Linked DNA regions of Mus musculus: regions 1, 2, 3 and 4 are each linked to region 5. Evidence: chromatin loops called from intact Hi-C (ENCODE). Cell type or tissue: left cerebral cortex. All regions are shown on one strand.

The links. A loop is a pair of places that touch in the nucleus more often than their neighbours do. Peaks named below come from ENCODE experiments on the same cell type or tissue, not always from the same donor. Only the 100,000 strongest peaks of a DNase experiment are listed, where the experiment ranks them.
Region 1: it touches region 5 in a loop (5-fold over the local background); 5 of 42 quality-filtered maps call a loop at or near these places.
Region 2: a loop joins it to region 5, with 8 times the contacts of the local background. A loop is called at or near these places in 5 of 42 quality-filtered maps.
Region 3: it touches region 5 in a loop (2.2-fold over the local background); 6 of 42 quality-filtered maps call a loop at or near these places.
Region 4: a loop joins it to region 5, with 4 times the contacts of the local background. A loop is called at or near these places in 2 of 42 quality-filtered maps.

What each region holds. Positions count from the first base shown.
Region 1 is chr1:7,395,545-7,400,544 of GRCm38, forward strand. It overlaps Gm26901 (a long non-coding RNA gene), which reads right to left and starts at 2,552. Exons shown (of 3, transcript XR_865172.2): 1 at 2,174-2,552. In left cerebral cortex, CTCF peaks have their summits at 1,497, 1,698, 1,933 and 2,830 (motif pointing right); DNase peaks (open chromatin) are centred at 1,529, 1,907, 2,166, 2,438 and 1 more place; H3K4me3 peaks cover 1,796 bases; H3K27ac peaks cover 1,095 bases.
Region 2 is chr1:7,202,498-7,207,497 of GRCm38, forward strand. No RefSeq gene overlaps it. Among named protein-coding and RNA genes, the nearest start is that of Gm23274, 61 kb to the right of the region's middle. In left cerebral cortex, a CTCF peak has its summit at 2,465 (motif pointing left); DNase peaks (open chromatin) are centred at 2,452 and 4,064; H3K4me3 peaks cover 405 bases.
Region 3 is chr1:7,152,557-7,157,556 of GRCm38, forward strand. The region is part of intron 3 of Pcmtd1 (protein-L-isoaspartate (D-aspartate) O-methyltransferase domain containing 1); the gene reads left to right. Among named protein-coding and RNA genes, the nearest start is that of Pcmtd1, 66 kb to the left of the region's middle. In left cerebral cortex, no CTCF peak of the experiment used is centred here; a DNase peak (open chromatin) is centred at 2,764.
Region 4 is chr1:6,480,924-6,485,923 of GRCm38, forward strand. No RefSeq gene overlaps it. Among named protein-coding and RNA genes, the nearest start is that of Alkal1, 120 kb to the left of the region's middle. In left cerebral cortex, a CTCF peak has its summit at 2,524; a DNase peak (open chromatin) is centred at 2,721; H3K27ac peaks cover 530 bases.
Region 5 is chr1:7,086,469-7,091,468 of GRCm38, forward strand. It overlaps Pcmtd1 (protein-L-isoaspartate (D-aspartate) O-methyltransferase domain containing 1), which reads left to right and starts at 2,452. Exons shown (of 6, transcript NM_183028.3): 1 at 2,452-2,748. In left cerebral cortex, a CTCF peak has its summit at 2,031; DNase peaks (open chromatin) are centred at 2,448, 3,964 and 4,662; H3K4me3 peaks cover 3,370 bases; H3K27ac peaks cover 2,814 bases.

The sequences.
Region 1 (5,000 bases), 310 kb after region 5:
ACCATACTGTGACCAGATGTGAGAATACGGGGACAGGAAGTAGCTTCACGGTGACAGGAAGTGACTATACCCTGATTGGAAGTGACCATGTTGTCACATGAAGCGGCCACACTGTGACCAGAAGGGACCAGAAGTGACCGTGTCATCACAGGAAGTGACTACAGCAAGACCAGAAGTGACCATATCGTAACTGGAAGTGGCCGTGACATCAGGATTTTCTTCCTGTTTTTGTTGTTTCTCAGTGTGAGTATGGTTTTGTGGTAGGCAAACCTGCCTGAGTGGTACAGAGCATGGAGCCTGAGGCACCGGGTGTTGGGAACCGCCCACTGTGCTCTGCAGTGGGCCTTGCTTGGACTTATCTTGTATAAAATTATTTTATTATATATTAGATATATTATATTATATATCATTTTAAAATATATATTTTATTATATACTATATATTATGTATATTATACTACATATTACATATTACTTTTCTGCTATTATATTGTAATATACTGTCCAATGGGTTACATACACTACATATTATTATCACACGTTACAGATCACTTTTATTATATAAAAAACTTTTAAAAAAGTATTCAGAAGTACAAACTCCAGACTGCGGATGCATACATCCAGGAAAATATAAATTTGAACTTAAAATTTAAAATATTATTATTATTGCTTTTATTATTTTAAATATGAAAAATTGTCATAAAAGCATATGTTTATACCATATATTATTATCATGTTATATATTACGCTCCTTACTGTTATCACATCCTTATATACTCTGTCTCGCTTGGTGTCCGCTGACCCCTAACACCCTGTTTTCCATTTTCTATTCCTGCACAAACATCATGACCAAGAAGCAGGTTGGAGAGGAAAGGGTTTATTCAGCTTACATTTCCACACTGCTGTTCATCACCAAGGAAGTCAGGACTGGAACTCAAGCAGGTCAGGGAGCAGGAGCTGATGCAGAGGCCATGGAGGGATGTTCTTTACTGGCTTGCTTCCCCTGGCTTGCTCAGCCTGCTCTCTTATAGAACCAAGATTACCAGCCCAGATATGGTCCCACCCACAAGGGGCCTTTCCCCCTTGATCACTAATTGAGAAAATGCCTTACAGCTGGATCTCATGGAGGCATTTCCTCAACTGAAGCTCCTTTCTCTGTGGTAACTCCAGCTGTGTCAAGTTGACACACAACCAGCCAGTACAATTGACCCCTTGTCAACTTGACACACAAACACATCACTAGTAAGCCTCAACCCTTAGTTCTTAAAAGTCCCAGTCTTTACATATTAAAAGTTCAATCCTTTAAAAATATCCAATATCTTTTAAAATCCAAAGTCTTTACAATTAAAAGTCTCTTAACTGTGGGATCTGAGTTCGAGGCCAGCCTAGAGTACAGAGTGAGTTCCAGGGCTACACAGAGAAACCCAGCCTCAAAAAAAAAACAAAAAACAAAACAAAACAAAAAGCAAACAAAAAGCGAGCGGGAGCATTGCAGTGACAACCTGTCGCCACCGGGTGGCGTGCGAGAGCAACTGTCTCAGGGTTAAATCCAGAGAAACCAAGTCTTGGGGAAAAACCAAACAAACAAACAAAAACCAAACAAACAAACAAAAAAACCAAAACCAGGCAGGTGGTAGTGGCGGACGCCTTTAATCCCAGCACTGGGGAAGCAGAGACAGGTGGATTTCTGACTTAAAGGCCAGCCTGGTCTACAGAGTGAGTTCCAGGACAGCCAGGGCTACACAGAGAAACCTTGTCTCGAAAACAAACACACAAACACACACAAAGGGGCGAGAGAAACCTTGTCTCGAAAACAAACACACACACACACACACACACACACACACACACACACACAAAAGGGGAGTGTTGCAGTGATAACCTGTCGCCACCGGGTGGCGCGCCAGAGCATCTGTCTCAGGGTTAAGCCCAGAGACACCAACTATGGGAAAAAACAAAATTAAATTCAATAAAGAAATAAATAGATGAATAAATAAATAAATAAAATTTAAACATTCAAAAATTAAAAATAAAAAGTAATTAGAAAAAAATAACAACCCAGTCTTAGAGAAAAAAGAGGGGAGCGGGGCTCAGAGAACCCAAAACTGGGACAGAACTACAACTCCCAGCATGCCTAGGGGCTGAGGCAGGGGCGTGCCCGCACCTGCACTGACCTGAGATGGAAGGAGAGAGAGATTCTGTCCGCGGCCAGTGACTTCCTGCTTCCAATCCGCGGTCCCCGGGACAGCGGCGCTCACAAAGGCGGAGAGACCCTTGCCGGGCAGTTTTCGGGTGGTAGAGGCGGGAAAACGGAAGGCTCAGTTCTGTGCACCCGCGCCACGTGAGAGTTCCAGTCTGTGGCAGGAAGTCCCGCCCGCTCGGTCGTGATTGACGGCAGCGGCTTTCAATCAGGAAGCTTCCCCACTTGCTATTTCCAGGAGCAGGGAATAGCGCCAGAAGTCCCGCCCGCCCGGCTGTGACTGACAGCCGCGCCTTCCAATGGAAGGCTGGATTTCTTCCCCCCCCCCTCCCCCACACACACCCACCGTCCATGTCTGACAAGAGGCAGTGTCTGAGGCTTTTTTTCCCTCTATAAAGGAATACAGAGGCTTCAGGTCCACGCCGCGCGGTGGGCGGGGCCCGGCTTCCCCTTCCATCGTGTCAATCACCCCGAGGGGGCGGTGCCGCCGCTGATGCCTGCAGCCGCCCCAGGCCCCGCCCCCGCCTCATGCTCACTCAGGTGAGACCCCACTCTGGTCTTAGCTGACGCCCTCCCCGCCCACTCGTGGGGGTCCTGGGAAACGGAAGGGCGCGCCCTGCCACCGCCATGACACCCACAGGCCAGCAGAGGGCGCCTCGGCTCCCCTCACAGATGGCGGTGAGCTGCCCACCCGCCTTCCTGCCCGCCCGCCTGCCCGCCGTGGGTGGGGGACTGCGACCCCCAGGGAAGGATGACGTCCACTCGCCGGGCCACCTGGGGCCCCCAGAGACTGAAACCGCCCCCCCACCCCCGGAGAAATCCGCGTCTGCAGAGACACGGGCGGGCGGCCGTGATTTTTATATAAAATTAAAAAGTCTCGTGTGCTTATCGTGTGGGAGCTCACTCTGTAGCCCAGGCTGGCCTCGAACTCAGAGATCCACTGCCTCTGCCTCTTCCCAAGCGCTGCTGGGATGAAAGGCGTGTGCCACCCCTGCCTGGCGACCCTAACACTCTTAAACCCCCCAAATAAAACCCTAGCATTTTAAATAAAAATACTCAAGAGCACTAAACACTACTCTTAAAAAAAAAAAAAAAAAAAGCAGCAAAACCCTGACCCTCCCCCCCAAAAAAAAAAAAAAAAAAAAAACTCTAAATGTCTGGGGCGGGGCCGGAGCACTCAGAGGTCCTGTCACTCAATTCCCAGAGACTCCACGCAGGCTCACACCCTGTGCAGATTTAGTGACCTCACATAGACGCGAGATAGATTAATAAATCTTATAATAAAAAAAAAACACATCGGAGACACACGTGAACCCGTCCTGTACTGGGGCTCCAGAAATACTGAACGAAAGAATGCAAACGGGAAAAAGCATCCTTCTTTGCATTGGTTTAATAAATTACTAAGGGTGCCATCCTTGGGTCGCTGACATCTTGTCTTCATAGGAACTAGACTAGAAAGAAAACCACTCAATGTCTGTGGCTATTTCCCAGCCTTAATGATGTAAAACATTGTGCTTCTTTCTAAACAGGCTGTTGACCCCACTTTAACTCAATGGACTGCCAGAATCAAGAATTATTCTATCAGAGAGCACAGACAGATCAGACACGCTGGCTGCACAGCATATTCAGAACTTCCAAGGGATTTATTAATCAGAGCAGGGCATTTTAGGCCTTAGCCTGGCTCACAGACTAAGTAGTCACCCAGCTTGTGGAACAGGACTTTGCTATACAAGTAGTCACCCCTGTTCATGTCTTTGTTCTCTATGCCCTTTGTTACCCACAGTTATCTGTGGACAGAAACTATTGAATGGAAAATTCCCAACATAATTCATACATTTGTTCTATTTTATTTGTAGTAGTTGTGGCTGATTGCTAGTGCCTAATTTGTAAATTAAGTTTTATCATAGGTATTATATAGAGGGCACACATAATCTATCCAGTCCATGGCTGCATAAGCCATGGGGGAGTCAGGCTTGGGTATAGAACCCCAGAGTAGGCAGTTGAGACTTACAGATACACTTAATGTTGATCATCCTGTCCACCAGACCCAAACCAAGAAACAAGCAGATAATTCTGGCACTGGGAAATTTAGAAACATGAGGAAGGGGAGACCTTTGGATGGAGTCATTGTTAAAACTGTGAAGCCACACAGTAAGGACAGGAGCCAAGATGGATAAGCTGTAACAGCAAAGAATATGCAATGGTTAGAGTCATCCCTCTTGGGAAAATACTGTCGCTGCTCCCAAATCTGTATTTATTTATTTATTTATTTATTTATTCAGTTATTTTTAATCATGTGTACATGTGCTTGTCTTTGTGTGGCTATACACATGTGAGTGTAGGTGCATGTAGAGAGGTCAGAGATTTTCATATTCCCTAGAAATGCAGTTAAAGGTGGTTATGAGCCTTGTGACATGGATTCTAGGAATCTATCTTAGATCTTCTAGAAGTTCACTACATGCTCTTATCCTCTGAGGCATCTCTCCAGCCGCACATGTATACAACACACACACACACACACACACACACACACACACACACAAACACACACGAGTCACTTAAAAATTCAAAGGAAAACTTCTGATCATCCCTCTCAGCACCCCAAATCCACTGTCTTCTGTGGTGGATTCAATTTTTTTTCTTATCCTCAGATCATTGTTTTACTGATGGACTGATGAAGGTTCAGTTAATTTGTTCTCATCATTAAATTTGGTACTTTTTGTGGCTTTTAAGGGTAATATCAGTTGAAGAATATACTTCCCTTTGATCTGACAGATTGATTTAAAAACCTCTATCTTGCA
Region 2 (5,000 bases), 120 kb after region 5:
GTTGTGTCTTCATTTTAATAGAATTCTAGAAAGTCTTGGTGGATTTTTTTCTTTTGATGAGTATGATGTGTCCTTCCTCATCTCTTCTGATTAATTTTTGTTGAAAGTCTACTTTTTTAGATATTAGAATGGCTACTCAAGATTGTTTCTTTTGTTTGTTGCTCCCCACTTCCTCAAGATTGTTTCTTGAGTTTATTTTCTTGAAAAACCTTTGTTGCTGAGGTGTGTATTTTGTATGCAGCAGAATAATGGATTCTGTTTATGTTCACACTGTGTTAGCTTGAGTCTTTTTATTGGTAAATTAAGTTCATTAATGTTGAGAGATATTAATGACCAATGACTGTTACTTCCGGTTATTTTGATGTTGGTGCTGGTACTGCGTGTGTGTGTGTGTGTGTGTGTGTGTGTGTGTGTGTGTATCTTCTTTTGCTTTTGCTGTGAGATGATTAATTTCTTGTGTTTTCTTGGGTGTATTTACCCACCTTGTATTGGAGTTTTCCTTCTAGTATCCTCTATAGGGCTGAACTAGTGGAAAGATATTGTTTAAATTTAGTTTTGTCATGGACTATCGTGGTTTCTCCATCTGTGGTGATTGAAAGTTTTGCTGGGTATAGGATTCTAGCCTGACATCTATGGTCTTTTAGGGTCTGCAAGACATCTGTTCCAAACCTTTTGGCTTTTAGAGTCTCTGTTGAGAAGTTGGGTATAATTCTGATAGGTCAGCCTTTGGGTGTTACTTGGCCTTTTCCCCTTGTAGCTTTTAATATTCCTTCTTTGTTCTTTACATTTAGTGTTTTGATTATGATGTGGTGGGTGAATTTTATTTCCTGTCTAATCTATTTGGTATTCTATAAGCTTCTTGTATGTTTATAGCCATCTCTTTCACTAGGTTAGGAAAGTTTTCTTGGGTGATTTTGTCAAAAATATTTTCTCGGCCTTTGAATTGGGAATTTTCTCTCTCTTCTATTCTCATTATTCTTATGTTTGGTCCCAAATTTTCTGGGTGTTTTGTGTTAGAAACTTTGGTTTTGGTATTTTCTTTGACTGATGCATCAGTTTCTTCTATTATATCTTCTATACTTCGAGATTCTCTCTTCCATCTCTTATATTTTTTGGTGGTGCTTCCATTTATAGTTCTTGTTCTTTTCCTAGGTTTTTCATCTCCAGGTTGCCTCTGTTTGTTTTTTCTTTATTGTTCTTATTCCTTTTTTCAGGTCTTGAACAGTATTATTCATATCCTTTACCTCTTTGATTGTATTTTTCTGTATTTCTTTAACGGTTTCTTTTATTTGCTCTTTTGAAGGCCTCTATAATTTTCCTAAGATGAGATTTAAGGTCATAGCCCTGTTCTTCAGATTGTTTAGCATATCCAGGTCTTGCTGTAATAGGAGAGCTGTGTTCTGATGGTGCCATATTGTACAGACTCTTGTTGATTGTGTTCTTGTGCTTGTCTTTAGCCAACTGGTCATTCCTGGTAGTCCGCAGGAATAGCATGCTTCTGGAGGCTGGTTGCTGTGGGTGGTAGCAGGCCTTCCAGGAGGCAGGAAGAGCTGTGGTCTGGGATCCCAGAGCACAGGCAGAAATTTGAATTGGAAGACTGGGCTCAAAATAGATAGGACAGACATCAGGGCTCCTGGGCTTGCCAGGGGCCCATCGGCCTGGGGATTGGGGAATGTCTCACTTGGTTGTCCTGGATGGGAGCAGACCTCCAGGGAGGCAGGCATATCTCTGGGCTGGAAAGTCTGTTGCAGATCCTCAATTACAAGTAGCAGTGTTGACCAGAGATGGAACTCTGGAGGCATTTTCTTAATTGAGGTTCTTTCCTTAAAAGTGACTTTAGTTTGTTTCAAGTTGACAGAAAACTATCTAGCATACATGGTATACAGTTATTGATCTAGAAAATGTCTTTTTCTTAGTACCTGTCCATAAGGACCACCAGAAGCATTTGCTTTACGTTGGCAAGGCTGGAAATATACATTTACAGTTTTACCTCAAGGATATAGTAACTCTTTAACCTCATGCCATAACTTAGTTTGAAGGAATCTGTCTCTTCTACAAAATATCACGTTGGTGCACTATATGAATGACATTATGCAGACTGAACCAAATTAGCAGGAGATAGGAACCATTTTGGTCTAATTTGTAACATATATGCACATTAGAGCATGGGAAATAAATCCAGCTGAAATTGAAGGGCCTCACCTTCAGTGAAATTCACCTCAATGAAATTCTTATGAGTTCAGTAGTGTGGGACATGCAGAAATATCCCTTCTAAGGTAAAGGATAAATTATTGCAATTAGCTCCTACCACGACCAAGAAAGACTTGTGTTAAGTGAGTCTATTTGAAATCTGGAGAGATGTATGATTGGACCAGAGCAGGTCACGAAGTTATGAGTAAGTTACATGAACAAGTTGCCTGAATGCCTATGGTTTCTACTTCTATCATAGCGCCATCTGGTGGCAGTAATACATAGGGTGCAGAAGCCAGAGAAGGGGATTGATTATTGGCTTGCTTATCATGGCTTACTCAGCCTGCTTTCTTTTCTGCCCTTTTAAAATATTCATTCTTCTCTTATACATTACATCGTAACTAAACTTTCTTCCCTGTCCATTCCTCCCAATCCCCTCTGTCCTCATTCTCTCTCCCTCAGATCCATTCCTCTTCCATTTCCCTTCAGAAAAGAACAGGCATCCCAAGGATATCAACTGATCATGACATAACAAGTTCAAATAAAACTTGGCACAAATCCTTATCTCAAGGCTGGACAAGGCAATCCACTTAATTGATTACGTAGGAAGTGTGTTCTTTTGGTGTCCTTTTCCTCTCTGGCTCATACAACCCCACCCCCATCTCCACCCCCTTCTGCTGTGTTCCCTGAGCTCTGCCTAATGTTTGGCTATGGGTCCCTACATTTGCTTATATCAGTTGCTGGATTAACTCTCTCTGATGATGTTTGGGCTAGGCTAAGTATAGCAAAATATCATTAGGAATTTTATTTTTCTTTTGTCAGTTGCGTTTGATTCTATCTTTAGTCTCTGTGCTATCCAGCTTCTGGTTCCAGGCTATCCAGATACTGTGAGGCATGGGTTACCTCTTGTGGTGTTGACCAGTCGTCATTGGCTGGGCACATCCAAAAGCCCTGCTTCACCATTGTTTCAGTGCATCTTGCAGGCGGGGAAGGAGTGGGTCATAGATTTTAGGGCTGGGTTACTGTCCCAGTCCTACCAGTAGGAGTCTAGCCTGTTTACAGAAGACAGTTGGTTCAGGCTCTGCATTGTCTATTACTAGGAGCCTGGCCCAAGGTCACTATTAGTATAGGGAATCTATTCTTTCCATTTGAAAACTCCAACACACACTCAAAATTACTGATGTATCTATCTTATCACTTGGAAATAACTCTCATACTCCCTAAGAACCAAATAAAATGAAAACCTTTACACTTTTATGGACATAAGGTTAGAAACAAGGAGAAATAGCTCTTTTCTCTCTTTGAGACATCCCACATTTCTACCTGTCTGTCTTCCCCTTTCCTAGATGTCCTATGCCTCCATCTGTCCCCTCCTCCTTGACAGTCTTGCCTGCTTCTAATCACAGCTCCAAACTTTCCCCTTGCACTTTCTGCTTTCGGGCCATTCAAACTTCTGCCACAGATCTGTAGGAACACCGTGGCTGACTGCTGGGCACTTTGCACCCCGCCCAACCCTAATCCTCAACAGCAAATTACCTCTGGCTAGCCCTGTTCCTACAGTGAGTGAGAGTGCACTGTCAGTACAGCCAGCCCTGCCCTACAACAGGTGTTGCGCTGCGATCTGAGTAAAGCCTTGTGCTCCACCGCCGGTGGCTTGAAACCTCCACAGGCATAGCAGTAACTGTGTGGCCACTTCTCTTCCTCTGAGGCACTGGAGCTACAGATCACACCTCTCAGGCCAGATCATTTTGAGCTATCAATGCAGGCCACGCCCACATCCCTCTTTCCAATCTCCATGACCATGGCCAGTCAGGTCCCTTGCTGCTATAAAATGCCCCACTGCCACCTTCAGTTGTTAACAGCAACCGCCTGCTTTTACCGCCAGCTCTGAAACCAGATTGCTTCCTTTTCCGATTCCCTCTCCAAACCTGAATTCCTCTCCAAGTCTCTGGTGCTCGATAAGCAAGGTGGGTTCTGCCTCTCCAACCGCCCTTAGCAAAGTTACCCAAACAAATCTTCCACCTATCTCCTCTGCTGTTTTGGCCCTTTCCTGCCACTCTCCACTTTCCTCAGTCCCGAAGCCCCACCCCTTCCGACTGCTCGGGGAGTTTGTTCAGATTGCATCAATCTGCACAACCTCCTCCTCTCTCTCTTGCTGCTGCCACTCAAAAGGCTCACTGTGGCTGCCACTCAAAAGGATCACTGTAGTCCCTGCTGTCCCTGCCCACCCTATCTGCAACTCCTTGTCAATGTCTCCTTTAGAATCTGACGGCAGCTCCCCTTCTTTCAGTCGTTTCCATACTCATTTTTGTGAGAGACTGCCTTTGCCCCAATTCTAACCCTTGGGAAAGTGACTGGCGTGGATAGGTCTGTTCCTTTCCTGTGTCCTGTTCTCTTTTGATGAATTTGCCCTATAGCATTACCTTCTTTGTCCTCTATATACTCCTTTCTATTAACCTCCTCCTCCTCCTCCTCCTCCTCCCCCTCCTCCTCCTCCTCCTCCTCCTCCTCCTCCTCCTCCTCCTCCTCCAGGAACCTGGGACAAAGGACTGCTGTGCATATTTTACATATCAAAGCAGACCTGGCCTCCAGGTTCTTCCTTCAAGGCCGGCCTCTACTTAGCACACCCTGCCCCCAACTCAGAACTTTCCAGCCCAAGGGCTAGGCTGCCCTTTCCTCTGAGGCTCCTCCCTATAAAATCTAGACATTCAGGGCGCTTGCACTCCCTCCCCCTCCTTTCTCTTCCCCTCCTCCCTCTTCCCTCCTCTTTCTCCTCTCTTCTCTTTTTTCTGAGTTCACACTCTTTCTCT
Region 3 (5,000 bases), 66 kb after region 5:
GAGATGGGCTCTATTGACTAAGAAACAATGCTCAAGGTAAGGGTCTAGGAAGAATGGCTGCGATAAGTGTAAAACTTTTGTGGAGTCGGGTGAGGCCTGGCTGTACAGATACATATACTATCAGGCTATTAACTACACCTACGTCCAGTTTTCCCGGCTGAAAACAGGTATACATCTCTTCTTTGAACCCTGTGTGTTAACACTCCTTCCTGAGTTCCCTAGTGCTTATCTGTGAGCACAAATACCTCATGCCTTCTAGATTTAGTCAACAAGAGGAGGAGGAATTTGGCGGAGTCAGATTACCCTCAAATCAGTAAACAAAATACACAAACAAAATGCACCTGTCCTGGTTTGAATACTTGGGTGAGTATTGTAGTTAAAAAAGATTAAATTGTAAACTTTGACCTAATGGAAGAGCTTGTCACTAGTAAAACATTTATTTATAGCTATGCAATACGCGTTTTTTAAATACATATGTGCGTATTTGACTCTTTGGACTCCTACTCCATTATGTTCTATAATGTCATTAGAGTGCATATGTTCTCTCCAGATGACTAGAGAGAAGATTTTAGAAATGTTTTTCAAATCTGTATCTTTATCCTACATAGAATGTACTGTTATTACTATATAATTGGGCACATAAATGAGTCATAATTCATGAAAAAGGTAGTATGGGGTCTGATGAGAAAATCTTTTGTCTTGGACCAGTAGTTCTGAACTTTGGGTCACAACCCCTTTGGGGATTAAACAACCCTTTCATAAGTTGCATATCAGATATCAGTGCTACTATTCAAAACAGTAGCAAAACAATTGTGAAGAAGCAAAGAAAATAATTTTATGGTTGGGGGGTCACCATCACATGATGACCTGTATTAAAAAGAAGATTAGGAGCCACTTTTAGATTCTGGTCAGTTAAAATTGATTGATTTTTTTTTTTAATTTGTTTGTCCTAGAATTGAGCTGCTCCAATGAACTATAGCCTATCCACTTTAAGATTTAGCTACAAAATGTAAAGTAGCCCTTTTATGTGACTCATGTATTTCCTTCAGATAAGAATCAGGCAATACCACTAATCCTAAACACACCGGCACAGTCAACTAAGACAGTCCTGCTTAGCTTTAGCAAGTGAAAAACAGTGCATTCTTTACCCTTGGTAGTTTTCAAAAGATATAACTGATATATAGCAATAATTAGTACCCGGCTTTACTTACAATTTATTAAAGGTTTACTTTTTACAGTGATTTGTACTTGAAAATTAAGTATTTCTGTATTCAGTTTTATCACTGGAGTATTTATTATGTCATTCATTTTAAAGAGAATTGTATTGAAATCATTTTGCTGTTGTAATTAGTTCATTATCCTCAGTATTTCTCAGTACACTTCAGATGTTTGTGTATTTTGCTATACTAATAGTGTCCAGAAATAATTTTATGCAAATATTGCCAGTTGTAAGCAGTTTTTTTTTTTCCTTTTACTCCCAGTGGTACTGAGGATTAAAACTCAAGGCTTTATACATGCTGGATCATTCTAACACTAAACTACATTGTCAGCATCTTTCAAATATGGTTTTGAACTGATTGTGTAAGACATACCGGTAATCCCAGCACTTGGGAGATTGAGGCAGGAGTGTCACTGAGTGTTTCAAGCTAGCCTAGGCTTCAGAGTCAAACCCTGTCTCAAAATTGTTCACTTCTTTCTTAATTTTCCATGTTCCCCTCCCCTTTTTGTGGTAGGGACTTGTTAAATTGCTCAAATCAGCTTCAAACTTCTGACCCTCCACCTCAGGTTCTACAGTGATGGGGTTGTAGGGATGAACCATAAATTTTAATGTGACAAAAAGTCAAATTGTTTGGGACAGAGAATCCTTAAAAATAGTGAACTATCAATTATATATATTAACATCTGTGCAGGGAATAATGTAATGGCTTTAAATGACTTAGCTGTCAGGTTTTCTATAAAACACTTAGTGACTGCTTCAATAATGTGGGTTTCTATAGTGCCTCAGTCATGCGGGTTTGATTATTCAGTGCGAACAAACAAAAGCACTTTATATACTTTCAACACTTTGCTTCAAATAATTCCTGGGTTGTCCTAGATGAGTCTGATGCAGTTGGAAGGGAAAACACTTGAAAAGGTAAAGTCTTTGTTTTCTAATTTTAATTCAACAGTTTAGTTATTGATTATAAGGTATTTGAATGATATATTTCAAGATCAAGACTTGCGTTTAGCCTAGCAGAGATTTTTAAAGTGTCTTATTTTTAACAAAGTAGTCATTTAAGACTCATTGTATTTTAATGAAATGTTTTAAGAAAAACATTTTGTGATTTCATTTGTCAGTTTGTTTCGGGTAAGATATGAGAAGGTAGGACTCTTCCCCAGGTCTTTGAAATTTCTTTATTCCATTGGAATAATTGTCTACAATTTCAATGACATTGTCCTCTGGCATCTAATAAATTAGGTGCGCAATTGCTGGCCCCAACTTCACAGTGTATTGAAGGGGAATGTTGTTTTTTCTACTCTCAGTCAGCTCCTAGACCTAGACTATCCGTCTAAGAGGGAAGCTACAGGGCAAGGCTAGGTCACCCTGATCTCCTAGCTGCTTTTCAAAAGAATTAAATGGGCAAGTTGGCAAGGTCCCTGCTGTGAATGAAATCATCTGTCCATCTGAAGAAGAAGATAATCCAACATGCACCTCTAAAGAAAACCACTGCTAAGGTAAGTGATTGGAATCGTGGTCTTACTTTGGGCAAGTGTTTATGTTCTCAGCCAAGATGTCTATATATTTTGCACTCTGCCATAAATTATTTTCAGTGCACAGCTTCGTAAGAGCAAGTGAAGTGTGTCCCTGTGTGGGAGCCTCAAAATAGTCATTGTATTTTTAGGTTTATTCATAATAAGCCTCAGAGGAATACATTCGTGGACATTTTAAAGGCTTTAAGACTTTCCCCCCTGTATACAGATAACTTTAATGTTAGTAGTGTGACTCAGGAAAGTGACTTTATTTAGGAGATCCTGTTTGGGAATTTTTCTAAAAATAAAAAAGTATCCGCCTATTTTAACTTAAGTACAACATTTTAGCAAGCATCTAATTTTAACCTAAAAACCAGAGAAAGAACACCTGAACCATTCTTGAATATAACTGCTTGTACTTGTCTATCATTTTGGTAGATGTGTTGCATTTCTCAGGTTTCATGAAATGTGCGCTTTGTATGAAAAGATGGGATTTGCATTTCCCCTTCCCTCTATATTCTAACCTGAACTACATGTATAATTTATCAGTCCCCATAGTGCTATTTTATACACAAAAGTCCTGGACAGTTTATTGCTTAGTCTTCTAGATTACACAGAAATTGTTGTTAAGGTTTAAAGTGTACTTTGCCTTTGTACATTTTAAGAAATTTAGGTGTGGCACAGCTTTTAGAATAGTCAACAACTAAGAATTGTTTCTACTCTTGGAAGAATCAATAGGAGTTATACCTGGTTAATACTATAACACTGCTAACAGCCACCATCTATGTCTTGATTCAATTATTTAGTTATTTTTGTCAATCATATTAATAAGCAAATCTATAAATATGTGCCAACATTTAACAAGGGTATATTTTAATTCATAAGATTTTTGAGAAAAAGGCCAGCAGTGGAATCTCTGTCATTCTCCAGCTGATTGGTATGAATTTATTTCATGAACGCTGTTGTAAAGGTACTGTGACATTACTGAGGTGGCTCTGATTCTCCACAGAATCTGCGCATGCTCCGCAGAAGCAACTGAAGGTTAACTTTTGTTCAAAAAGTTACTCTCTGTCTATATGTAAAACTTTAAAATGTTAACAATATGCAACTTTAGTTTTGTTCTTAACTTTTTTCTTTGTGAAACTTTATTACAGGCAGCAAATATTAAATATAATTAAGTATAATAAATAATGCTTGAATGGGAGAAACTTTGGGGAGATACTTATGTTGTTGTTTTTTAATTTATTTAACACTGTTATGCATTGGTAGTCACTTGTATATTTGGCTTACAAATTATTTTGTTTTTATTACCAACATTTTCTCACAGTTTTAGATATGTCTTAATTTTTATTCATGGAAATAGCACAGAAATTTTGGGATTTAAATTTATTTTTCTTATTATATTTTATTTATTTTGTTTTGGGTGTGGCATGGACTTGGGCAAGAACAACTTGCGGGTGTCATGGCATCCTCTACCATGTGGTGCCGAGGCCTGAACCCAGGTCATCAGGCTTGTCCGCAGGTGCTTTTAGCCTCTGAGCCATCTTACCATATTTCCTAATTCTAGTAGGCTCCCAAATTTAAGAGTTCTCTATAAGGAAATTAGTGTGTTAAAGTATAGTAAATAAGTGAATTAGAAGTCTATTTCATTTGTATTAGTGGACATTGGAGATTAGAAGGGAAAAAAAATTCAGGTTATACTAGAATAATAGCAATGCTTTTAGATATTCAGTTATATGATATTAAAGGCAAGAGTTAGTGTGATTTTTTTTTTCCACATGTTGACATAATGTATATACGATGTTGCAGTTATCAGTCAGCATCATGATCTGTGAACCACTATATACATTTTCAGTGCAATGGGCCTTTCCCAGCTAGCCCTATGACCTGAACTACAGCATCACTGTAGTGCAATGGACGCTGTAGAGTGCAGTGGACACTGTAGAGTGCAGTGGACACTGTAGAGTGCAGTGAACACTGTAGAGTGCAGAGGACACTGTAGAGTGCAGTGGACACATACATTCACGGTAACTTTATTTCTAGGCAAATCTCTTTGTTTTGTTTTGTTTTGTTAGGTATTTATTTCATTTACATTTCCAATGCTATCTAGGCAAATCTCTCTTCAGAGCTTAAGTGTTTTGTTTTTTTGTTTTTGTTTTGGTTTTTGGTTTTTGGTTTTTCGAGACAGGGTTTTTCTGTATAGCCCTGGCTGTTCTGGAACTCACTCTGTAGACCAGGCTGGCCTGGAACTCAGAAATCTGCCTGTCTCT
Region 4 (5,000 bases), 610 kb before region 5:
CCAAGGCCTCTTGATCAAGTTTCAGGAACACACCTCCTCTCTCTCCTAGGTGTCTGATGGATTCTTCACCTCTGTCTCCCATCTTACCTCAGGAAGGCTGGGCTGCACTATCACATCCTGCTTTTTATGTCTGCTCTGGGAATTGCACTCGGGTAGTCAAGCCGGTATCGTTCACTTTTACCCTCTAGTCCTAATCTGTAGTTTTAAAATGCCTTTGTACTCACAACCATTTTAGGGTTTCTAGAGTGTTTTTATAAGGTTCTTCTAATTCTGCTTTCATTTCCCAGCCCCAGTGTTTAATGGAGTTCACTTGCTTATAGGGGTGCAGGATTGCTCTAAATTTATTCAACCAACATTTACTCTGTTAGTTACCATTTTCAGTGACACAGTATCTCATGGAAACTTAAAGAAAAATTTACTCTGGCCTTGGGTTCATGAAATATAGTTCACCATCATGGAAAAGTCATGGCAGCAGTACCAGCTCCTGTCCTTGGTAACAGGAAAGGGAGACTGTTGATGTCTCAGTCAATCAGAAATCAGGAAGTAGAGAGCTGGGGCCAGAGGCAGGGCTTTGCATTAGTCCAGTCCTGTGACTCTACATTGGTCAGCTAGTCTCCATGTGCAGGAGTTTCTACAACTTTCCAAAAAGGCTCCAACAGGTTAGGCCCAACTTATTAAATGGATGAGCTTGGGGAGCAGCACACGTTCAAGTCATGGTGCTTGCTGGCCAGCTTCATTAGCTTCTGTAGGTTTACATGAGTTGAATCACACAGGGCTTTCTGTTCAAAGATTATGTAATATTATCTTCGTACTATTACAGTTTTGTTTTATTTTTTACAAAGAGACGTGTATGTACCTTACTCTCTTTTTAAAGGCTATTTTCTACAATGATGAGTGCTGAGTGCTTCTATTTCCTGTTCAGGAATAGAGTTATAAACCATGTATTTTAGATAACTGTTTTAGTTTTCCGCTATAAGATGAATAACATGCATTATTGCCTATACTTTCTCAAGGCTGCTTTTGAGAGACTAGCAAGCAATAAATAAATACATAAATAAACAGCAATCTGCTGCTATGAGCCATAGGCTTAGTGCTGCTCTTGGGATCTGACCACTGTATTCACATATACAGGGGCATAAATGTTTGTCATACAGGTAGCAATGTTAAAAATATCATTAACGTAGTTCTTTATAAGTACATATATTATTCTGTTTAGGATGAGTGACAGTAATTTTACTAGTTCTTAGTGTCCACCTTATTTGGTGGCTAGGATGTGATTGTGGGACAGAAATGTACAGTGACAGAGTGCTAAGTAGTTCTATGCAGGTTTGTTTTAGGCTAGTCATTTATGTTGCATTCCCATAGGTCCCAACAGTAATCTCCCTTATAGTTACCATATGTTGTAGAATTCAATAGCTCCACGAAAGTGCCTCCTTTCCATTCCCGATCCTACGTCCCGGTATTTCCCTTTCAAGTCACAGTCACAGAGAGTAAGAACCCAGCTGGTGTGAAGCCCCTGGCAGTGGTGTGAAGCCTCTGGCAGTGTCGCCAGGGCTTGGTTTCACACACGTCCATTCCAGCCACTGCCTTTCTTGCTCTGGATTCTTGTCACATGCCATGGGTGGGTTGGGAGAGAATCCCCTTTGCCAGTTGGTTCTTACCACTTTCATTATCTCCAATGAAATATCAGCCTTCTAGAGAAGCCCTGCAAAGTGCCCTGGAGAGGTAGAGCCCAATGATATTGGCTCTGGAGCACTTTAGCCCCTCTTTCTAAAATAGCACCTCAGTGTTGTGTTGTATTTGCTCTTTAGGGGTTTTTTTTTTTTTTTTTTTTGGTTTGTTTGTTTTTTTGTTTTTTTGTATTAGTGCTTTAGTAACTAGACTGCAAACTCTGTGAGTGGAAAAAATTGTCTTTTATGCACGAGTCACCAGCCTGGATCTGGGAGAGGTTCCTAGCAAGGACAAAAGTCCCAGTGAGCTGCACAAGAGTTCCCTGAGTTCATCTCTTTGGCAGTGTCCTGTAGAGCCTTGTCTTTGTAGTCTCCTCCTCCTCCTCCTCTTCTTCCTCCTCCTCTTTAATAAGTTGTATTCTATAAAGAGGAGATGTTACAGCTCACCCTCAAGTGTCACTGTACAGCTCTCTGATTCAGAGCTAACTCACATGCATAAAAAGAGAACAGGGGCCTCATCCATTCTAAGCTTTGAAAACACACAGCTCAGAACATAGCAGCTTCTCCCTTCCCAGCCGCTAACTTTTTAAAGCAGGTGACATTTGCTGACAACTCATTAGGGAAAGACTGCTTTAAATTCTGCTGCATAGGTAAAGGAGCATTCCCCTAAGTAGAGTTTGCATTTCTTGGAAGTTGGCACTCTAACAGGTTCTTTTAAAACATGTTGCTCTTTTAAAACATTTATTGTGTTAACAGAATACCTCACAGGTTGCTGTTTGAGCTCTGGCCTTTGGGTTTGCAAATTGATAAAGGGTAACTTGGTATCAATTATGGTCATATGGTCCTGACAGCAGATAGGGGGCGCTGAAGAGGCAGTGGTGCCAGGTGGCAATAGCAAAGAAAGGCCATGCCATCTGGATCTTGGAGGATGCACTTGCAGAGGAGCGCCTGGCTCAGCACTCTTCTCTGTACCATCTTCTTTCCCTTTGCAGCTTCCCACTTCCCATCTGTGCCCGCCCACTGGTTTCTCAAAGAATTAAAAAAAAAAAAAATTGGCATGGCGTAAGGAAAAAGAATCAGGAATCTGTGGGCTGCCCCTTCCTCAGCTTATTCAGTGTTAGTGACCAGTGACAGCTATGTCCTGGCCTGCTTCCCACACCCATTCTCAAGGCTGTAATCTGATGTCACCAGCGGGGCTGTGCATTTTGCTGCACCATACCGTGGGGTTCCAAGAGCTAGTTGTACTTTGTAAATTGCCAGCAAAACGTTTTCTTTTTCCTTTTTATCCTTGCCAGTGCTGCCTGCAGACTCCAAAAGGCATTTTCAGAAAGCAGATTCCACAAGTTCCAGAATCCAAGCACGAGTAATCATTATCTATTCTGCTTGAGTACAGTTCTATAGAAACAGTGACAATTTTTTGCCAATAGTTATTAAGTTATCACCTTGCCACATGAACTCCTCCAGAAAACATCATTTAATGGATAAACACTAGAACAACCTTTGCTGTTAAGTTCCCTAATTCTAATAAGTGTAGTTTTCCAGAAGGAACAAGCCGCAACAACCCAAACCTTAAGCAGTTGTTATTTCTGAACAGAATGTTACTATATATGGTTGTTTTAAGGATATTTTGGAAAATGGGTAGTTGGTAAATGGCTGTTTAATATAGGAACAAGCACTTAGAAGTAGCCAGCAAGTGAGAATTTCACAGCACCATTTTTTGGACTGCTGTGTGGATTTTTACCATGCACTGGATTCCTATGTTGTTCTGAGCACTTTTGTTTTTTTGTTTTTAGAAAGTGAGATTTTATCTGGGTATGGGTAGATTATCTCAACTTCAGCTTCTTCTGACAGTATCCTTAGAACATTTGTAAACAGTATGCTTTGTTGATGGACTTTGGAAGTCAAGAAAGTGCTAATGGAAAAGGAATAGGGGTGATTTGCATTTAGGCTGCCCAAAGGATATCTACACTAGGGCATCTCACCCCACCTCCAACATTAAAGAAGGAAGAAGGCACAGGGTTAGAACAGGGGGAGTCAAGATATCCCCAGGAGGAAGCCTGGAAGTTGCTTTTCCTAGAGCCCCTATTCTTAAACACAGTTCCAGTGGAGATTTTTCAACTTCTTTCATCAAATTCATCTAGTCCTGGGTCAAAGTCAGCTCTTGCAAGCAAAATCTATCTGTTGGAGGACCTAGACTGGTCGATATAAAGGGGCTTCTTGGTGAATAAGTAAAAGATTTGAGGGGTAAAGGGAGTGAGTAGACTGTGATTCATTGGCCCAGGAGTCTTGGCTTTTAATGCTTTAACCACATGCTCACTCTTTATTCTCACCCATTTATACCTAGCCTTATCTCCAGGAAGACTCTTTACCTAGTTACTTCTGAATTATTCCTAAATTCATATTTCATGTGTAAGAATTCCATCTTTTGAGATATGCCCCTGGGTTATCAGTTACCAGTTTCACATAGCAAGTGGAAAAACTACTTTAAAATGATACATAGGCAAAGTTCTCCTGTGAGACATTTTGTCAGTGGAAGTTAGATTTTGCAAGTTTGTTTTGGATGAGCAGCATATTTCCCTTGGTTGGTTCAGCAGCAATATTTCTGTCCCGTCATCTAGTTAGGGATAAATGGCATATTGTGGCTTCCCAAACTGAGCCTGCATATGCTTACCCAAACTTGCTCAGTTTGGGAAGCTCACGAGAACGCTTGCTTTTCATTTTCTTAAAATTTAATTTAATTTATTTTTTTATTCCCCTGAGTTTCTCTTTTGGCCAAAAAGAAATGCCTTACATGTTATTCAAAATATTTAACCTTAATTGCAAGGCAGAATAGTAAAGTAGCTAGTGAGGACTTTTTCAGAGATTCTCTGACTTGGAAGAGTGGAAGAAGTAGAGGGAACACAAAGTCTGTTAAAATGTTTGCTGTTTTTGTAGAAAATATTGATGTTGAGCCACAGATAGAAGCTTCAGAATAGACATTTATCTAGAGTTCTCTAAAATGACCACAATGGAAAAATTGCCTTAAAGCAGAACAATTAAATACTAGCTGGGAAACTAGTTGGCTGCCATGGGCCAGATACTCTCTGACTCTGGGAAAACCTCAAGGTTCATAAAATGCAATAGCCTGTTTTCTTGGAGATTCCAGTCTGTCAAAAATGTCTAAAGGATTGATGTAGCTGACCACTTGAAAAAGTACAACTCCTGAAAGAACCAACATTCAGCTTGCTTATGCTCTTATTCTTCTCTCTCTCTCTCTCTCTCTCTCTCTCTCTCTCTCTCTCTCTCTCTCTCTCTCTCTCTCTCTCTCGGTTTTTCAAGACAGGGTTTCTC
Region 5 (5,000 bases):
CTGGGAATTGAACCAAGGTCATTTGGGAGAGATAGTAGTGCTCTCCTTCCTTCCTCCCTTCCTGTTTTCAGACAGGTTCTCTTTCTATAATCTTAGCTGTCCTGGAACTTGATATAGCCCAGGCTCTCCTTGGACTCATAGAGACCCACTTGACTGTTTGCACTCTGGTCCTGTTACTTTCATCTCTCTAGTGCTGGGATGAAAGACCACTAGGCTGAACATTTGTGATATTCTGCCTGCGTGGTTTTATGAACAGAGTGCCAGGCCTGTACTATACTGTGTTATTTTCTGCTTAGTAATAAAGTAGAAGTCACTTGGTATGAAGAATAAAAGTGTTGCTAGTGTTCCCAGGACCAGGCTTACTCCAACAGTGGATGGAGAATGCCAAGAACAAATTGCCTGCAGGCTATATAAAGTCTAAAATCTTTACATAAATCTGGATGATGAAACAACTTAAAAATTGACCAATATAACAAAGACAAGTATCATCGGTGTAGCACAGCATTAAAATTTGGAAGCAGTTTGGTACTCAGTATCCAGCCTTCCCAGATTATGAAGTTGTGGGAGGATATATAAGAAATGACAGGTGCAAAGGCAAGACGTGGGGCATAATTAGAAACATGGGTAGGTGGCAGGTACCAGGTGTATACACAGAAGTTATTACATGATTCTTTCCAGTTTAGCTGCTGTAGAAGAGAAACCCCTGGTCCTGTTTTATAAACACAGTACTTAGCATCCCTCTTATTAAACATCATCATTTTTGCACACCTCTAATCTCAGCCCTTGAAGGTGAAGAGAAGAAAAATAAAGCTGTGTTTAGCTCTTATTCAATAGAAAAAAAGGCCTACATAAAAAAAGTCCCAGCCGGGCGGTGGTGGTGCACGCCTTTAATCCTAGCACTTGGGAGGCAGAGGCAAGCAGATTTCTGAATTCGAGGCCAGCCTGGTCTACAAAGTGAGTTCCAAGACAGCCAGGGCTATACAGAGAAACCCTGTCTTAAAAAATCAAACCAAAACAAAACAAACAAAAAAAATTCCCATAGGGACTGAAATGAAAGAAAAAGAAAACCAAAATGTTTTCTAGTGTCTCACTGTTATTTTAAAACAGGTGAAGTGGAACTCATCTGTGATTTCTCAGAAGGCTGAGGCTCGGAGGATTTCACATTTGAGGACAGCCTGGAGATTCTGTTAAAACTCCCAAACCTTCCTAATTTATCATGTGATTTATTATGTTTATGGTAAGATGTATATATATATATATATATTTTTTTTTTTTTTTTGAGACAGTCTCATATAACCCAGGCTGACCTCAAATGAAGTATCTGCAGATAACTTTGGACTACTGATCTCTGCTGTCACCTGCGGAGCTTTTGGGATTACCACCCTGAGCCGTTACATCCACTCGATAAAATATTTTCACCTGCTAAAATTTCTGCCTAGAGTATCAGAAACCGAACCCCCAAAGACTGTTATGTGATCCCATCCTGTCCAGGGGTGCTTTGGTTCTAGGAGAGACACAAAGATAGGACTAAGGAATCCGGCCCACAGCCTCAGTCTAAGGGCTAAAAGGCCACCAAATCTAACTTCGTACTTGAGACATAAAGGTGAGCTGAAAGTCAGACCATCGCATAAGTTAACTTTGTTCCAGTTTTCAAGTGATTGGAAGCTCTCATTTTACTACTCTGTTCTTAAACACTTTACACAAGGTTACTGTAGGTGACAGCAACCTAGGCCTCAAGACCTTTTGTTTTCCTGATAGGGACTTGATATATGTATGTAGTACAGGCAGACTTTGAGCATCCCAAGTGCTGGGGTTACAAGCCAGTGCCACCACATCTGGAACGTGCATTTGGTTACAAATTACAGCATTGGGAAAGCAGTGTCTTTTTATGTGCTGGAAACAAACAAACAAACAAAAAATACAGTCCCAAAGTAGGAATCGACATGTTTACTGCGGAGGACTACAGATGTAGATGCTCCCCCTTGCTTCTGACCCTCGCCACTTCTCAACAAGCACTCCTTCCCGACACCGACACAGGCAGGGGCTTCGGCGTGGACCAAGAAGGCGTCAGCTGCGCCTGCACAGGGGGCGACGCATGCACCGCCGCCAGTCATTGGGTGCGCGCCGGGTCTGCAGGCATCCTCCCCATCACCCGATACAGAGACCCGCGGAGAGGCTGGAGATGAAGTGGCCTCGTAGATCCAGTCGGCAAAACGCCGACCGGAGGCGGAGCTGGGGACGGACTGAGTCACCAGACCCTGCGCTCCCGAGCTACGCAGCACACAAACAAAACAGCGACAGAATAGGAGGAGCCCCAGCTCTCGCGGCATCCGCGGGAGCTGCCAGCCGCTTGGGCAAGCCTCGCGTTGTTTGGTTAAGGGGCAGGGCGTTCAGCGAGAGGGCGGAGTCCAACCCAGCTGAGGGTGGGGGTGTTCCCAGGCCCCGTTGATTGGCATCTTTCTTCGGAGGGCGCCCCGCGCACGCGCAGCTCCCAGGAGGCGGTGGCGACTAGGGCAGTCCAGCTGCCCGGGTCCCGGGTTGCGGGTCGGGCTCCGCCCTCCCGCGTCGGCGCTGGCGGACGCTGTGCCGGGCCAGTCGGCTGTCTCTGCGGCGCTCCGCCCGCCGCCGGTCCGCCGCTGCTTTGGCCTGGAGGGCTCCCGCCTACGCAGGCTCGTGACGCGGGGGCTGGGACGGGGCTTCAGGGACTGAGCGGGCGCTGCCGCTGTGTGAGCGTCTTCTGCGCCTTCGGTAAGTGCGGTCCGCGTCCGCTGCTTTGGCATTTTAGACACCAGCCGGGAGAACGGATGGAGAGAGACAGGGCGAGCTGTTTTGCAGAGCCAAGGTGTTTTACAGCTTATTGCTTTTATGCGTGTTCTTTTAAAATCGTGAAACCACAGCTGTGCGTTTACAAATCTGAAGAATTTGGGTACAGAAGGAGGAGGAGGAATGCTCTTAGAAATGGAGCTAAAGTACTGCGTGCTCTGTAAGAAAAAAAAAAAAAGCTGCCAAACAATGAAGACACAAGACTCCTGCCCTCTTTCTGTCCTGGACCTCAACCCCAATATTTACGCTCCCACTACTCAGAGTAACCCGATCCCAAGTGTATGTATGCATCCAGCCTTTCAGGATTTTGTCGGTGCAAGTGAGGAGTGTGTTTATAGACGAAAATTAAAGTCCTATATAGAATATAGATTTTTGGGCCAGTAGTATACGGAACTCTCCACTCTTTTTTTTAAAAACATACTTTATTGTTAAATGTTACTGTTTAGCATGGGCTTCACACTTTCAGTAGCGAGTCAGTTAAAAGCTTATTGTATGTTTTGTGATTTGCGACGCAGTTCTATAGCTCAAGCTGAGATAGAGCCCCCTGTGCTGTGGAAGCTGACCTTGAACTCTTAGCTTCTGCCTCCACCTCCCGAGTGCTAGGATCAAACAGGAGCTGTTGTGCCTGGCCTACGTGCCAGTATTTTGCAACTTAATATATTGACTTTCACAGTATCTAAGGCCACATGCGATACTTTCATATGAAACAGGTTGCTAGTCTTTGCTTAGACCTCAGAGTTTACATGAGAGGGAATGACTGCCTAAAGATTACACAAAGTTTACTTTTTCTTTATGTCATAAAGTTTAAATACCATATGGTTAGATAGCAGCATTTAATTCTTTAAACTCTAGGAGGCTACTTTTGATGAAACTCGTAGAAAGTCACCATTTAGAAATTTTGTACTCAAATAAGAAAAAAAAAAAACCCACCACGGATTAAATATTTTGCAAGGTGAACCCTAGGGAGAAGTCTGAAAGTGGAAGAAAAGTGGTTCTGCACGCATTATTGTGCTAATCTTGCTAGCTTCCAAGGGAAACAGTCTACTAAAGTAATCATAGGCAACCGTCTTATTCCAAACAGGCCTGTCCTTAAAATCATAGACACAATTGTGCACATTTATTTAGGAATCGAACTTAAAAGACTTGAAGAGATCTATGGTATTTTCGTTGTTTTTGTCAACAATATGCTGGTACTTTTTTGTTTTTAAATAAAAGCCTAAGTAGTGTCTTCCTGCTTCTGTGGTCAGTCAGCTCAGGCCTGGAGTGCCTGACTAAGCGCCTGCTCTGCTTTTCTGGGTGGGCTGAGTACCTGAACTGCATTTATGGCCCTGCCTTGTCCTCCTGAATGGAAACTGCCTTATCAAAAATATCGAAAATAAGTGTAGGAAACTATCCTGGTGTCGTTTTCGATGAGGTTTCTGGTGGTTTCATATTAAAATAGCTGAAACACTGTAAATTGAAAAGAATACAAAGTAGACAAAATTAAACTTTGCTTATTGCATGGGAATTAAAAATGTGTTACTGGGGTTTGTGCCTTATAGTATATAATACTTTCATTTTCTGGCAGGTGTGACTAACTGTAGTTTAAGGAACTATGACCAGTAGTGAGTTCAAATAAAGTGTGATCAAATTATGCATTTGAGGAGAAACCCATGTATAGTTAAAGATTTGAGCAGTTCTTGTTTGCTCAGGATAACAAGGTAGGTGTTAAGTATCTGCCATTCATTATCTCTTACTCTGTATTGGATGTCTCATATTGGTGCACACGAAAATATTTCAGCCCAGAAAAATATTTTCAACAGACTAACTTTCAGTTATAGAAGTGGGAAGAGTTGGGAATGTGCTAAGTGTGTTCAGAAATTAAAAGCAATGGCTGGAGTTGGAGCTCCTGGCATGTCTGAGGCTCTCCGTGATTCCTGCTAAAAACAGTCCTTTGCCTGATGGGAAAGCTTGCTTTTTAGTTTATCATGAAAAGTCTTTTGGGGACTTGTTAATGTGAGTAGCTAGAGACAAATCAAGTGTTTGGGGGTCTTGTGTTTCTTCCTTTTTCTTTTTATAAATAAAAGGCACAAGGAATTATATCTGCAGCTTAAATCATCATCATCATCACCACCACCACCACCATTATTAATTTCTCCCTTTTTTGGGCTTTGTTTGGCTTTGTTTATCTTTGGTCA